Regions from separate parts of the Homo sapiens genome. Here region 2 is linked to region 1. Evidence: chromatin contacts called from ENCODE Hi-C or POLR2A ChIA-PET data. All regions are on one chromosome and are shown on one strand. Each heading gives the region's core, a stretch centred on a gene start or an enhancer-like site at or near the end of the contact. The rest is flanking DNA. Distances are from core to core; before and after follow the strand shown. Region 1 overlaps MPRIP (myosin phosphatase Rho interacting protein). Region 2 overlaps MPRIP (myosin phosphatase Rho interacting protein).

The links. A loop is a pair of places that touch in the nucleus more often than their neighbours do. ChIA-PET counts read pairs that join two places held with the same protein, here RNA polymerase II (POLR2A). Pooled maps may share reads with other maps.
Region 2: a loop to region 1 is called in a map of naive thymus-derived CD4-positive, alpha-beta T cell, with 1.9 times the contacts of the local background. The contact joins two enhancer-like sites. A Hi-C loop is called at or near these places in 12 of 168 maps with a recorded cell type or tissue (CD4-positive, alpha-beta memory T cell, GM12878, cardiac septum and 8 more), 4 of 37 single-sample maps with no recorded cell type and 11 of 50 pooled maps. POLR2A ChIA-PET finds 5 or more read pairs at or near these places in 15 of 52 experiments (CD4-positive, alpha-beta T cell, CD4-positive, alpha-beta memory T cell, PC-9 and 10 more).

What each region holds. Positions count from the first base shown.
Region 1 is chr17:17,138,778-17,146,627 of GRCh38, forward strand. It overlaps MPRIP (myosin phosphatase Rho interacting protein), which reads left to right. Exons shown (of 24, transcript NM_001364716.4): 8 at 3,850-3,988; 9 at 4,779-4,892; 10 at 7,259-7,315. Among named protein-coding and RNA genes, the nearest start is that of PLD6, 64 kb to the right of the region's middle. RefSeq lists enhancers at 1,893-2,483, 3,184-3,726, 3,727-4,268. Within about 2 kb of position 3,583, at least 6 of the 41 ENCODE cell types and tissues checked have a DNase peak (open chromatin) inside an H3K27ac peak, as active enhancers do.
Region 2 is chr17:17,178,151-17,186,000 of GRCh38, forward strand. It overlaps MPRIP (myosin phosphatase Rho interacting protein), which reads left to right. Exons shown (of 24, transcript NM_001364716.4): 23 at 1,853-1,938; 24 at 6,673-7,850. The coding sequence ends at 6,744. It also overlaps the pseudogene RN7SL775P. Among named protein-coding and RNA genes, the nearest start is that of PLD6, 24 kb to the right of the region's middle. RefSeq lists an enhancer at 6,651-7,151. Within about 2 kb of position 4,486, at least 6 of the 41 ENCODE cell types and tissues checked have a DNase peak (open chromatin) inside an H3K27ac peak, as active enhancers do.

The sequences.
Region 1 (7,850 bases), core at 2,333-4,832:
CATGGAGGCAGGGAGTCCCTAGAGCTACATGTGGTGACAGAGGCGCTCCTCACCCTGGCAGTCCCAGGGTGGGCAAAGGGCACTGAGAGGTTCAGAGGCAGACAGGCATGCCCAGGAAGGTGGGGGCAGCACAGGTTCCTCTCTCAAGGACATGCTCCCTGGGGAGCCACAGCCCCAGGAAACCTGAGGCAACCTGTGAAGCAGCTGAGCACCAAATAGCATTGCTTTTGCCCTCCAGGGGAGCATTGCTTTTTGCCCTCTAAGACTTTGACTGGCTGGAGAGAGAGAAAGTTTGGACATCCGGGCCTAGGGCAGGGACCAGGGGCACAGGTGCAGAACTTGACTGCTGCCGAAGAAGATGAGGGCCCATGCCCTGCCCTGCCCTTGTTCTCCAGAGTTTCCTGGAGAACTAGAGAAAGAGTTGGATGTCCTCTGAGGCCTCCAAGCCCAAATCCAGACGCAAGTGCCCAAGCACGCCTTCAATCAGGCTTGCACCCCTGCATCTGTATACTGAGGCTTTGCCTTGACAGCAGGGTTCCTCAGCCAGGTTTATGGATAGACTTACAGACTTCTGGAGGTCCATGATGACCTGCCCCCTCAATAAAACAATTTCACAGTATTCTTCCCAGAAGAGAGTTAGGGTTAGGCACTCTTCTGGGAAGAAGACCCATAGTTTTCATTAGGTTCCCAAGGTTCACTGTCCAGAAAAGAGGTTCAAACCATAGTTCTGGAAGTCTTCTCAGAGTGTCCTCCCTTCCCCAGCCACAACCTGGAGCTCAGAGTTAGAGACGCTACCAGGAGGGACAGGTGAAGGCAGCCATGGGCTCCCGTGCCTCGAAGGGCAGGTGGAGGGAAGTGTCTTTACATCCTGCCCCCTTTTCTTCTGAGCACCCACCATTGGCTGACAGCCCACCCACTCTTCCAAACGTCCCAGATGAAAAGGCCTGTGAGCCTGCAGGTTAGTCTCCAGGATAAGGAAGCATCTCCCAGAGATACTGCTGGTGAGAGGAAAATGACACGTTGACTTCCTAGGGAAAGGAAGGGCAGCCAAGTGGTTCCCAGCCCCTGCCTAGTGCCCCAGGGTGCTCTGCTAAGCACTTGGCTGCCTTAATGTTTCATAGTAGCCTGATGAGGATCTGTTACTACCGCCCCCAGTTATAGATGTGAAAACTGAGGCTCAGGAGTAGGTGACTTCTCAACAATGGATAGCTGGTGCAGATCCCAGTGGGGCCTTAGCCAGGAAGTCCCTGCTCCCATCCTGTGATCCAGGACTGATGCCAAGGATGCTCTTTTAAGCAATTAAGAAAATATATAAGTAAAGGGTTTTGCTAGAGAGAGGAGGAGGCCAGTGGGTGGGCAGGGGAGGCTTCATGCTGGCTGGCAAGCAGGCTGTGTGTCGTGGTGGCTCCAGAGCAGGATCAGCTATGTCCTGGTTTAGCGCCAGACCACAGAATTAGCATTCAGCACACCTGCTTGGCTTGGCTTCTTCTCGGAGAGACTCCTTTTGAACTCGTTCTTGTCTCCTGTCGCCTGGGACAGGTGCAGTCTCTGGGGCTTTGTACTCTGCATGCACTGCCACACGGGGATGGGTTTTCACCTGGTGCTGGCCCCACCCCCCACCAGTTCTGCATACTAATACTGCAGCATCCCTTTCTCCTGACCCTGGTGACATCTGATTGGCTGCTGTCGCTTTCTGAGGCCTGCTCACTGGATCCCTAGTAGCCCACCCTGTGCTTGGTTGGATTCCTGTCCCCTGGTTGATTAGAGCAGAATCTCCAAATTGGCAAGAGATTCTTGGCCACACCTACCTGAAATGGCAGCCACAATAGGTGTGCCCAGGAGCCAGACTGCTGGGACCACAGGGTTGGTTTTTTGACAAGCCACAGTCATCTAGGCAAGCCTATCTGAACCTGACCGGTTCTGGGCTTCGATGTGTCCGTTCCTCAGACTTCCAGAGTGTTTCTTGGATAGTGAGTCACCTCTGGCTGCTGAGTGGGGGAAGTTGTTTTCCTGGTTGGCCTGCTGGTGACTGGCAGCAAGGACAGCTCCCCATGTAGCCCTAACCCCCCTGCCCTCAGCACAGCGGTTAGTGCCCTGGGAACCCTGGAGCTGCAGGGTGCAGGCCCCGTTTTCTGTGCTGACCAGTAAGGTGCTTGCTGTCCCACCTGCAGCTTCCAGGGCACCAAGTAATAACTTTCCACCTCGCCCAGTAGATCAGGGCAGCCAGTGTGCGAGCCTGTGGTCTTACAGGATCTCCCCAGGCCCCCATGCAGAGTGACTGTAGCAAGTGCCTTTCCTCTTCTCCACCACGACTCCTCTGTCTGGATCCCCACAGTACCACGGCATGCGATTTGCATGAGGTTAAAGCCCAGCAGTTCCTCACTGCTTTCCTGGGGCTTTCTAGGCCCCAGTGTTGGGCAGAGGAGCCCTCATCCTGGAAGTGGCCTGTTGGTGAGCCTTGAATCTCACCAAGATCCCACCACAATCGCTCAAGTGTGGTGGACGCCTGGCTTGCACTTACCAAGCTTTCCCTGGGTGTCCTGGAACTCCAGCAGCTTCCTTAGCTTCCTGCTCTCACAATGCCGCGGCCTCTGCTGCTCCCCTACCCCAGCGCCTGCCTCCGCTGCTGGTTCTAGCAGGCTGGCCCGGCACAAGCTTCTTTCCTGAGGAAGACACTTTGTGTCTAAGCACAGGGAGGAAGCTGAGCTGAGGAAGACACTTTGTGTCTAAGCGCAGGGAGGAAGCAGAGCCCGGGGCCCTCGCCCTCCTCTCTCCGGGGGTGAAGACGCCTTAGGCAGCCAGTTTTCCCTCGCACTCCCTGAGAAGCAGCTGGCCTCTTGGGGGAGGTGGGGTCTCAGGAATTGATCTTGTTTCCTCTCTTCCTTGTGGAGATAATTAGGCTTCCAGGCTTGGGAGCCCTTCACCCACTTCCTCTGGGTTCTTATCCTCTTGTCCAGAGCAGCAGTGACACCCTCCCCGCCAGGTAACTTAGGTGCCCCTGGGAGAACAGGCCCGGCCCTGTGAGCTGAGCCTCAGCTGGTGCGTCCCCCACCTCTGACCCCACCAGGGTGACTTCTTGCAGCTGGAGGACAATCATGGTCTCTCTCCCTCTTCAGTGATTACCTTGGGTTTTTGCTTCTTTAATTCTTTGGATAATTTTGGTTCACCATTATTTGATTTGAAAAAGCAGCGCTCTTCCATGTATTCATTTCCCAGCCTTGTTTTCTTTCAGGTCTTGCCTCTGCGCTCTCCTGCTGTGCCGCTGGGTGGCGCTGCGCCTCCTCCACCCGCTTCGCCCCCATCTAAGCTCCGTCTCCGGCCGTAGACAGCCTGAGGAGGCCGCCAGCCCTTTCACATGAAATCAGCCTGCTTTGTTTTTGTTTTAATTTGGTCTTTGATTCCTTTTACTGTTGGCAGAAACAATGTTAATTCCTGGGCCTCTTCCTTGCTAAATTTTGGGGTGGGGGGTGCACTGTGATCCATGAGGGATGCAATGAGAATGGAGGCTGCCTTCCGTGGTGGTGGTTGCCTTTTGATCATGTCTGTGGCTCAGGAGAGGCTGCCGGGTGCCAAGCTGTGTGAATGCCGAGTGGGTCAGCACCACAGAGCCTGCAGGGCCTCTAGCGCGGGGGCAGAGGGTAGGGGCAAGCGCAGGCCTGATGGGAGGGAGGGCCGTGGAGGGGTGCAGGCAGAGCTCGGGTCAGCTGAGCACGTGTCTAGACAACCTCGGTGCTGTGCAAGCCTGAGGGGAATCAGGCCCGGGCCAGGCCGGGCATGGGAGGAGTCGGCTCACTGCCACCTCACAGCTCACCTCACTGCCACCTCAGGGCCTCGTGTCCTCTCTTGCAGGAGGTCCCAGGTGATTGAAAAGTTTGAGGCCTTGGACATTGAGAAGGCAGAGCACATGGAGACCAATGCAGTGGGGCCCTCACCATCCAGCGACACACGCCAGGGCCGCAGCGAGAAGAGGGCGTTCCCTAGGAAGCGGGTGAGCTCCTGGGGCTGGGCAGCACCTCAGGGGTGGCTCGGGGGCGGGTCAGCATGCACCCCATGCGCCAAGTCCCCTCCACACAGGCCTGGGATGTGCTCCTGCCAGGCTTCTCTCCAACCACCTCCTCTGCATAGTGACTTCTTGAGAGCAGGCCTGTCTCCTGCAGCTTCATATCAGAGCCTTCTCCGTCTCTGCTGAAGGATATTCTCATGCATTTTAGATCCCAGATTTAATTAGGATCACTCTCTTCCTATCTGAGACAGCCCAGCAACAAGGCTGAATGTCACACCTTCCTAACTCTTTCTTTCAGTACAACTACACCCCTCGTTTCTCCACTCAGCCCAAGGTAGACTCGGCTTCTGAAATCCTCCTGGGCACCCGCCTGCTGCTTTTGTAGCCGGCCAAGTCTAAGCTCATCTTCTCCTGGCTTCTCTCTTGTTCACAAGGTGCCTAGTGCCTACTGTCTGGCCCACAGCTTGCCACCTGCCACCACAGAGCCCAGGGCTCTTCCTTCTGTGACCCAGAGAAGCTGGAGGATGGGGTGGGGCCAGGAAAGTGACAGTGACTGGGAATCCAAAAGAAAAGGCTGCTCTATCAACCAGGGCATCTCAGGACCCGGGTCCTGTCCTGGCCCTGCTGCAGACTTGCTATGGTGGCTAGGCAGATCACTGCCCCTCGCCAGGAGCAAGGCCCTGGCGGCTCTTGGAGGGGTGGACAGCACCAGCTCGTCCCTCACATGCCCACATTGCCCTGGGCTGCACTGACCAGCGGCTGCTCTCTGCCACAGGACTTCACCAATGAAGCCCCCCCAGCTCCTCTCCCAGACGCCTCGGCTTCCCCCCTGTCTCCACACCGAAGAGCCAAGTCACTGGACAGGAGGTCCACGGAGCCCTCCGTGACGGTGAGCCCAGGCGCCGCGTCCTCCGGAGGCCGTGCTCCTCTGCTTCTGGTCACTCTGAGGCGCTGTCTGTTTCTGTCTATGCGTCCATGCCAGCTGTCCCTCTGTGCACAGGCCCTCGTGTCCGTGAGCACCCCCACCCACCGACCCACAGGCCGTCGAACACAGATTCTGTTTCTTCCCTTTTCTGGTCCCAGCAGAACCAAGGGCTCCATGGCATCCTGAGCTCTGGGAGGAGGCCCTGCGGAGGAGGCCACCTCGGGCTAGGCAGACTCCCGACTCTAGGCGGCAGGGCTGCAGCAGGGACCCTCCGCTCCTCTGGCTTTGGGCATTGCTTTTTGTGGCACTTCGGAGGCAGAGGCCACGTCTTGCTGGAGCTTGTCTCGTTCTCCGTGTCATGCCTCAAGTGGAAGAGCAGGCCTTGCACCAGGTTCTCCATGGGCCTCAGAGCTATGACAACAGAGGTGCGGAAGGAGTGGTCAGGGTACAGGAGCAAGGCCAACTCAGCATGCTGACCCAGCTCCTACCCGCTCTGTCTTCAGCCTCCAGGGGAGCCTGGGGCCTGCTCACTGCCTCTTGTCTCCTCCTTGCTGCCTGCACAGCAGCTCACCATGGGCCTCCGGCCTGCCCCAGGGCTTGGGGGCTGCCAACCACAGATTGATGTGTAACATGGAGTGTGAGGAGGAGTAAGGTTTGGGTTTTTCCTTCAGTCTGGGTTTTGCTTCAGGTGTCTTGAACAAAACTCCTTGTTTCTCTGTTAACTTAGCTGGGAGCGCCTTCCCCAACAGAGAACACCAGCAGGGAACCCACCTGCATAGGCCTTGCCATTGGGGTCAGATTGCAGGCTTGGCTTCAATGGCACAACCATGATATGGAAATTACGAGTTTTTGTTAAAGATCTGCAAGCTAGGCCGGGCACGGTGGCTCACGTCTGTAATCCAAGCACTTTGGGAGGCCGAGGTGGGCAGATCACGAGGTCAAGAGATCGAGACCATCCTGACCAACATGGTGAAACACTGACTCTACTAAAAATACAAAAATTAGCTGGGTGTGGTGTCGCGCTCCTGTAGTCCCAGCTATTTGAGAGGCTGAGGCAGGAGAATCGCTTGAACCCGGGAGGCGGAGGTTGCAGTGAGCTGAGATCGCGCCACTGCACTCCGGCCTGGCGACAGAGCGAGACTCCGTCTCAAAAAAAAGAAAGATCTGCAAGCTAAGCAGGCTGTCAGAGAGGGGGCAGGTGGCAGTCCCACGTCTCAGGTCCTGTGCCGCAATGGCAACTACAAGCTTGCAGGAGAGGACCTCCCTATTTAAGGGCTACTTGGGGTAGGGTGTCCTAATTTCACAGTGTTGCTTTTGATTGGGTGCTTCAAATAACTCTGGCGGCAAGGACAGTTGCACAGCTTGGCAGGACGTTGGGGTTGAAACAGGGCTCTGTAGAGGGACTTCTTATCTATCTGGGTCAGTCTTGGCCAGACCTAGGCAGCAGCGGACTGTGGTTCCTTCCTCACTCCTCAGAGACAGGGTTCTGAGCAGAGGCTCCCAGAGCGCTTTGTTCTGGTAGTTATCCTGACAATTCTTGCCTGTTCTCACTCTCACTCCTTGGAATAATACAAACAGACATCAAAGCTAGCTTCTGCTCAGATGGCTGTAGAAAAGAGAGCACCTCGGACCAGAGATAAGGTGACCCATGTCTCTGTGGGGCCAGCCAGGTGGGCTGTAGATGGCAGTGCTGTCTCAGGCTGTTCCTCAGGGCCCAGGTGTGTCTGGGCGGCACAGGTGGAGGAAGGACAAGAGCGCTGTGCCTGGGCGCTGCCCCCCTGTCTGCCATCCTGCTTCTTGTGGGGGAATACAGGTCAAGCCTATTCCTGGTGGAGAAATGGCCTGAGGGTCTCAGCGGGGCTGCAGCTGCTGCTTCCTCAACACCGCACGTCTCTGTTTCCCAGGCTTCCTGTGGCTTCTGCAAGAACTTTTGAATCAATTCTCCTTTCAGCCTTCCCTGCAGATGTTTCCCTTCAAATAAAATGTTCTGTGACTCTTCATCTGGGCTTGTTTTCTGCCTCCCAGATAGGCCCTGTGCAGTGGGCCCTGTACAGGCCGGAGCCCACACTGCTCACAGGGCAATGAGACCATACCTTCTCTCCTGCCAGCCTGCCAAGCCCAGCATCTCCTTCCTCAAGGTCGCGTGTGCCTACAGAAGGCTGGTTGCAGGCAGCACCCACCAGGGTGAGGGGGCTGCACAGGCTTGTCTGGCAGGTGGAGAAACCCCTTTCCTGGTACCCGCCTCATCTGGACAGAAATACTGGCCCCATCAGACACTCATGACACTAGAAGAGTTTCCTCTGAGCTGTTCTTTTTTCTCCCTTTCTCAGCCCGACCTGCTGAATTTCAAGAAAGGCTGGCTGACTAAGCAGTATGAGGACGGCCAGGTGAGTGTGCAGGGTTGCCGTGGCCCCTGAGGGATCTGGGGACAGGGTGAGGGTGAGCTGTCCTTGTCCCCAGCCAGTCTGCAAGTGCTGGCTCCATGCCTTCCTCCTCCATGCCCCTTGTCTTCATGACCAGGGCTGTGGCTGAGACTCCCATCTGCTCCTAGAAGTGCAGGCACACAGCCTTCATTTCTGCAGTGGGGGGTGCTCTGGAGGGGCACTCGGTAGGCCTGTCTGCTGATGGCAAGCGGGTGTTGGCCCGGCCTTAGGGATGCCTTGTAACACTAGCCCCCACCTGGTGATCTTTCCTAAAAGTTGTTTAGGGGCCTGGCTTCCCCAGGGACAAAGAAACTCTCTGGCTGTGGGATTGGCTTGTGTTTCCATGCAAGCCAGCCAAGTAGACAGTAGCCTAGCACTGCAAGACTCTCATGCCAGAGACCCCTCAGCTGCAGTGGCAGTGTTAGCCCTGGAAGGAGCAAACATGGTACATTCTTGCCATCAGACTCAAGCAGGAAGAGCCATCTGAGGCTGGACCTGC
Region 2 (7,850 bases), core at 3,236-5,735, 40 kb after region 1:
GGGCTCAAGCGATCCAGCCACCTTGGCCTCCCAAAGTGCTGAGATTACAGGTGTGAGCCACTGCACCTGGCCAGATTATACATAATTTCATTTGACCTTCATCTTGATTTTTTATACAGAGACGCACAAACAGGAAAAGATGTGCTAGCTCACTAATATCAAAAAAGAAAAAATCAACTTTTTTTCTGTCAGGCAAGGAATAGTGATTATGTACTGACAGATGCTGGGAGGAAGACTTCATTTTTCCATAAATACCTTGAGTAGTCAGGCTTGGTGGTAGGCCTGGCTACCCAGGAGGCTGAGGTGGGAGGATCACTTGAGCCCAGGAGTTCTAGGCAGTCACACACAAAGCTAAGTCGATCAGGTGTCCACACTAAGTTTGGCATCAATATGGTGACCTCCTGCGAGTAGGGGATCACCAGGTTGCCTAAGGAGGGGTGAACTGGCTCAGGTCAAAATGAAAGAGGTCAAAACTCCTGTGCTGGCCAGGTGCAGTGGCTCACACCTGTAATCCCAGCACTTTGGGAAGCTAGGTGGGCAGATCACTTGATCTCAAAAGTTCAAGACCAGCCTGGGCAACATGGCAAAACCCTGTCTCTACAAAAAATACAAAAAAACTAGCTGGGACTGCTGGCATGCACCTGTAGTCCCAGCGCTACTTGGGAGGCTGAGGTGGGAGGATCACTTAAGCCCAGCAGGTGGAAATGGCAGTGAGCCATGATTACACTGCTGCACTCCAGCCTGGGTGACAGAATGAGACCCTGCCTCAAAAAAAAAAGAAAAAAAAAACCTGTGCTGACCTGTGGTGGAATCACACCTGTGAATAGGCACTGCATTCTAGTCTGGGCAACACAGCAAGAATCTGTCTCTTAAAAGAAACAGAGGGCGGGCGTGGTGGCACCCGCCTGTAATCCCAGCACTTTGGGAGGTTGAGGCGGGTGGATCACGAGGTCAGGAATTCGAGACCAGTCTGGCCAACATTGTGAAACCCCGTCTCTACTAAAAATACAAAAATTAGCTGGACATGGTGGCACATGCCTGTAATCCCAGCACTTTGGGAGGTTGAGGCGGGTGGATCACGAGGTCAGGAGTTCGAGACCAGTCTGGCCAACATTGTGAAACCCCGTCTCTACTAAAAATACAAAAATTAGCTGGACATGGTGGCACGCACCTGTAGTCCCAGCTACTCGGGAGGCTGAGGCAGGAGAATCGCTTGAACCCAGGAGGCAGAGGTTGCAGTGAGCTGCTGAGTTTGTGCCACTGCACTCCAGCCTGGCGACAGAGCAAGACTCCATCTCAAAAAAAAAAAAAAAAAGCAAAACAAAAAACCCCACACATGCACAGGATGTGTGATATGACTCAGTATCTGTTTGTGTTACAGGTACTTAAGTAGACATTTCTAAGAAGCCTAAAGGACTGCTATCTGGGTGGGTGGACAATGAGAAGGCCTTGGCCTTATCATCTTGCTTTAGACAGCCCTGTGCTACCAGGAGGAAGGTAGAGAATCATGGATAATGGGGGTAGGGGTCTGCTCAGCATTGAGGTCCCACACCAGAGTGAGGGGACCAAGTCCCTTTGAAGGGAATGCTGTTGTGGGCTACAGTCACAGTGCAGGAAGCCCTGGCGGGGCCCCACATACACATTCTCCCATTGTGCTGGTGTTTTATGGTGGTCTGAAGAGATCTAGCATGTTTTATGGTTATTGGCTTTGAATTCCCTTAGAGTTGTTTAAGGAATTGTCCTAAGTATGCTGCAGTAGGAAGCTTGGGAAATGTTTCAGGATTTAGTCTGGTTCCAGAGGGTTTTAGAAAGCAAAGGTAACAGGTCTGTTTGTTTTCATTATATACCGCAGATATAATGAAATCTAAAAGCAACCCTGACTTCTTGAAGAAAGACAGATCCTGTGTCACCCGGCAACTCAGAAACATCAGGTCCAAGGTGAGTCTGGGGTCCAGCCCCCTGGTGGGAGGGGCTTGAGGGACACTGGGGAGAGTAGCCCAAATTGAAGTATGAGTGCTCCCATGGGCCACAGCTGCCAAAGCCCCAGGGCCCAGCACTGAGCCAGCCCGAGCTCACCCTGCTGGGCTGGTTCTGGTGGCTTTGAGCTCTGTGTCTGTCTTGGAGCCACCTCCTGGCAATGACACTGACAGGCCAGGGCTGTGAAGAGCAGTGCTTGGCATGATCAGCTCCTGCCTCGAGGCCAGGTTTCACCCAGCCCTGCTCATGTCGGCCTGCTGTCAGCTGTGCCTGTGTTGTTCCTTGCACATCACTGTTGTGACACTGGTGCCGCCTCCAAGAGATGATGCTGCCTGCTCTTGTTCCCCAGCCAGGAAGCAGTACATCTTTAGTGTGCTGTCCAGAGCCAGCCATGCACAGGAGGGCGGGCGGAGGTGGGAGCGGCACCGCGTGTGTTTGGGATTGGTTGTGTGTCTCATGTCTGCTCTCTCCTCTGACAGTCCGTAATTGAGCAGGTCTCGTGGGATACCTGAAATGCACCCGCTTCCCGGCCCATGCAGGAGGTAAACCGCCTCTCCCACCGCCTGCATGCACTGCTCACACCCCCATGGCAAACGCCTGTGTCATGGTTACTTTATTTCAATTCATCCTGCTCCAACAAACACATACCAAATCCAAGTGAGGTTTCTTTAACCTGCTCTGGGGAGTTAATTGGCACTCTAACCTCTTAACAGAGATGACCCTGGCAGTGAGGTGCTCCTCTAGCCTGGTGGGCAGGCAGAGAGCCAGGCACCCATCAGCATGCATGTTGGATAATCTGTGCACAACGGCTGAACTCACTCCACCCCCTCAGGGGACACTTGTCTTGCCCTCTGTCACGAGGTGGAATTTACAGATGTCCACACTGGCAAGTGAAGTCTACCGTCACCAAAGGCCTCGCCCACCTAGTGAGCCACTTAGTGGCCTCTGTCTGTCAAGGCTAACAGGGTGGTCATTCTAGGAATGGATAAACCAGGACTAGAGCTTGGTGAAGATGGTTCAGAAGAGCGTGATAACTACAAGCAATAGGGGCGAAATATTTACCAGTATTTTTTTTTTTAATAAAACAAAAGCTTCTCACTAGGTGCCATTGAAGGCCCTATGCCAGAGAGGAGGTGGGGGAGGGCCCATGGTGGGAGACACCCTGAGAATGAGTAGTTGCCGGCTCAGTAGCTTGATCTCGTTCATCCCGGAATGAGAACATGGAGGAAAGCAAGAACCACGTCTTCCTCCCCATGCTGGCCCTTTCTCAGGCACACCCACAGCACCCCGCCGTCCGAAGGACTTCATCCTGAGGCTTGGTTAAAGAGTTGAAGGTTTTAAGCCTAGTCAGTTTGGTTTTATTTTTCTACAGTTCTAAGTCCCCTATACCCAAATATGGTTTAGGCTTGATTGAAAACTTAGCTTGGGCATTTTTCTTTAAACATAACGTTTTGTTTAGCAAAAGGAAACTTGTTCTTTTTTGGTTCACGGTTTTCTTACTGAAGATTCTACTACTTATTTGAGGCTAAACTGTAGCTAGTATCTTTGAGCTTTTCTTGAAGGAGTTTGAAGTTCACTATTAGTGATTTGGGCTTTTGGACCATGTCTATAAGTGACATGGGACCGGCTGTCACTGACAGGACCCTTCCAGGGAGGCTGTGCAACACCCACGGGCCCCTGACAGTAACTCTGTGCAGTGAGTGGGTGGGGGCCTCTCACAGTGGCTGGGAACCAGCCAGAGCAGGGATGAGGGAGCAGACTGTCTGGGCCCCAGGGCAGACTGAAAAGGATGGAGAGAAACCCCAGGATGGGGTCCTCCTCCTTATGTGTTTTTAAGTTGATGTTTGGCTTGGCTGGGTTTCCGTAATAAAAATCCTTGGAGTGCAGGGCTAGTCCTGCTGGCCCCAGCAGAAAGTCGAGGACTTCCTAGATGTCTGTGGTGCAACAGGGCAGGATGGGGCCGTGTTCGCGCTCCCAGGAGACATTAGGAGGCACAGGCATGGGTGGGTGTCATCCTTTTCCTCAACTGTATCTGAAGACTCCACCCAACCCTTCAAGAAGATGGAAATGCAGTTGCCCAGAAACCGTACTTCTCAGTGGTGTTTTTTGATGTGGCATCTGATGTGCACTGATCTGTGTCTTTTGTTCTGTTCTGTTTTTCTGTCCTGCCTCGCTCGAAAGGACCGCAAGTCTCAGCTGCTACAAAATCAAAGACAGCAAGTTGCTTAGGAGCAGCACAGCCTTTTCTGGGATTGAGACCAGAGAATGCTTCCCTCGGGGTTCTTAAGGGGCCCCCGTGTCTGTGGTCAGCTCAGTATGTGGGGCTACAGGAGGCACTCAGTGGAGACAACAGCCTAGGGGGAGATGAACCCCAGAGGGAGCTGGCTGAGCCTTGGGCTGAGCAGCCACCGGGAGAGAATCCAGAGGACGTAGAGAGAGAAACAGCCTCCTGCAGCCAGTGTGGGAATAACGTAGGGGATTTCACTTACTTCCCACCCTTGGAATTGTAGCAAGCCCAGCATCACCTGAGCCTGAGCTCTGCCCTTTGTCACTGGGGCAGGAGCCAGTAGCGAGCATGCTGGGTGCTGTGGCTGTCAGGGCGCTCCCCTCCCCTGGGCCTGCTGTAGCAGGAATCTGGGGCTTCTGACGCAGTGCCTGCAAGGAGCAAACCCAGGCCTTAGGAGTGATCAAACTCACTACAGTCCTGACAGAAAGTCCCCAACAAGCAGGAACCGGGATGTCAGTGACATCCCCCAGCCATGCTCCGGGGCCTGCCTCTGAGTAGCACTTAGGCTCAGGGCTGCCTGCCTGGCTTGGCCCCAGCCCCTTCAATGGTGACCAGATGTCTACCCAGGTCCTCTGCAAGACTGACTGCTGTGAGAACCCTGCACTCTGTGGGGAGGGACCCCCCAAGGGCACCTGGAAGCAGGCATGGGTGTTGAGGTACATCTGGGCTCAGAATGGGAGATGGATTTTCCCCCCATTCCCCCAGCCACTCTCTGTGGCAGGCTTCCAAAGAAACCCTCTCAGAAACACACAATTATCAAGCTGTGACAACTGCTTGAGGTGAGGCTCACCTGGACCAGTGAGGTTGTTTGTTTGTTTTGAGACGGAGTCTCGCTCTGTCGCCCAGGCTAGAGTGCAGTGGCGCGATCTCTGCTCACTGCAAGCTCCGCCTCCCGGGTTCACGCCATTCTCCTGCCTCAGCCTCCCATGTAGCTGGGACTACAGGCGCCTGCCACCACGCCCAGCTAATTTTTTGTATTTTTTAGTAGAGACGGGGTTTCACTGTGTTAGCCAGGATGGTCTCGATCTCCTGACATCGTGATCTGCCCGCCTCGGCCTCCCAAAGTGCTGGGATTACAGGCGTGAGCCACCGCGCCCGGCCTGGACCAGTGAGTTTTAAAATGCTTAGCAGCAGAACCCTGTATTTAAAAATCACATTGTTTATTTATTTACACAGACACATAGCTCCAGAATATAGCAAACAAGCAGGTCTGTTCTGGGTAGAGCTGGGTGGGGTGGGGGACAGTGGAGCTCCCCCTTCCCTTGAGCTTTGGAGGGAGCCTCAAGCTGACCAGCCCATGCTCAGTCCCCAGTCTATCACACCAGAGTCTCCAGGACAGTGCCAGAGTGTGCCTGAGCCTAAGCTGGCGACTTCCCAGTAGATGGGGTACAGCCTGCAGTTTCACGTTGCTCAGGTTTTTGGTTGAAACTGGTAGAATCAGGCAGACCCTGAGCTAGAGCCCATCCCTTCAGCTTCCAGTTTCTCAGTAAAGCCTGTACCTGCACCAGCTCTGGCAAGGGTAAGCCACAGGGAGTCAGCAGGGCTGAGTGTGATGGCGACACTTAGCGTGAAGAGGGAGATAAGTGAAGAGCCACAGCACTTTCCAGTCAGTACTGGAATGCCCTTCATTTCCAGTCATTCTCTGAAAAGTGCTCTTCCTTTTCTTATTCAGAAATTAAATCATTGAGGAAAGTCTGTAAGAATGAGATGGGAAATACTCTGTCCCCTAGTTAGTAAGATCTCATTCATCTCTGGACATACAGATTTAAGCTTTAGCAAGATTCCACGTGAACAGAGTATTGGTTTTATGTTTTGAAAATCTTACTAGATACGTTGGCGTGTTCCCACATCCCCATAACACTCACAGGCCTCTGATGAGGGAATGCCAGAAATGGGTCTGAGGGCAGCAGGTGCTGCGGAGGCACTGTAGGAGCGAGGCCCTGTCCCGGGACACCCATCCTGCTGGGGATTCCCTGGAGCATCTGGTCCTCCTCAGCTGAGGCTGTCAGGTGAAGAATCTCTGGAGCTGGATGTGGACAAATCCATTCACAAGACAAGACACGGGGATGGGCAGTCTCCTTGCTCATTGCACTGTTTTCCCTGGCTGGATTCGTTTGATCACTGCTTCTCTAAAGAGCCCTAAGCTCAGAATTTAGCTGCTTAAACACATGGTCTTGTCTCTCTGATTTTTTTTTCCTTTTTCATCCAAGTAATTTTGTGAAGGGGAAAACATCCTCCAATAACAGCATTTCCCGGGGACTCTCCTCCTGGCATGCCCACTAACCGCACCTGCACCCGGCTCTCTGACTGATGCCGGCTCCACCAGCGGTCCGGTCTGGTCCGGTCCGGTCCAGTGCAGGGGGTCTAACGGTGTGTTTATTTTCTCCTCCTGCTCTGTCTCTACCCAGAGTCTGAAGGAAGGCCTGACGGTGCAAGAACGGTTGAAGCTCTTTGAATCCAGGGACTTGAAGAAAGACTAGGTGTGTCCCATCCAAGTTGAGCACGCGCCTTCCCCAGCTTGCAGCAGCACACCCCAAGCGCTGCTTTTCACCTGTACCTTTGTTTTATTATTATTATTATTATTGCTGTTGTTGTCATCGTTAACTGTGGGCATGGAATGCGTGAGGCTGGCTTCTGGGTTGTCCACACCACTCTCTGCTGTGTTGACTTCCTGTTGTCTTCATCAAAGCTTTTTTCCGTGGTATTCTAAAATTAGGCCAGCAGTGGGGGCTGGGAGGGCATCTGTGTTAGTCCTTTCCTGGCTGTGACCCGCCACACTCACTGTCAGTATTAAGGCCCAGCAGCCTGTTGATAAGCTACCCTGTCTCACCATGTGCTGGTGTGGAAACGGGGCCCAGCCAGCACGCCTCAAGGTAGATGGAATCCCCACTGGTCAGAGAAAAAGCTATGCGGACACTCCAGCTTGGCCTGGGTCACAGCACTGACTCCTCACCCGCTAGTCTGGCTGTTAAGAGGAGAAAGTGCACTGCCTTCCAGCCCAGGAGGAGGACAGCATTTTGTATTTGTTCCACTGATGCAGCTTAGAACCACACCCCTGAGAGTCGTGGCAAACCTTTCACAACCTGGAAAATGTTGAAAGCAACCATTCCTATTTTTGTTTGTTTTTTATTAAATCTTGCACAAAATCCCCGGCCCCTCTCCTTCCTTCCTTCCTTCCTTCCTCCGCTCGTTCCTTTCTTGGTCTCCAGTAACCCTGGTCTTTTCATAACTGCTCGAGATTGTTGACCTGCAGCCCAGGTTTCAGACTCTGATTGCAAAAAACAAATGAATTCCCCCCAGGAATCATTCAAAATGGGGGAAGGTTTGGGGGTTTGGGTTTTTTTTTTACCTTTTGGAAAAGAAACCGTCACATTGCTTTGGAAAAGGTTGAGAGGAGACCCCTGTTAAGTCAAGAAGAAAGTACAGAGGATGTCAGAATCTGATGAGAACAGCACATTAGTGTTTATTGAGACTCCGATCTTAACTCTCATTTAATTAATCTGAGCTCTGAAAACCTATCTTGCAGCATTTATCTTTAAAAGAGCCTGGTTAAAGTAAACCTATACTAACAATTTTGCTTTTTCTA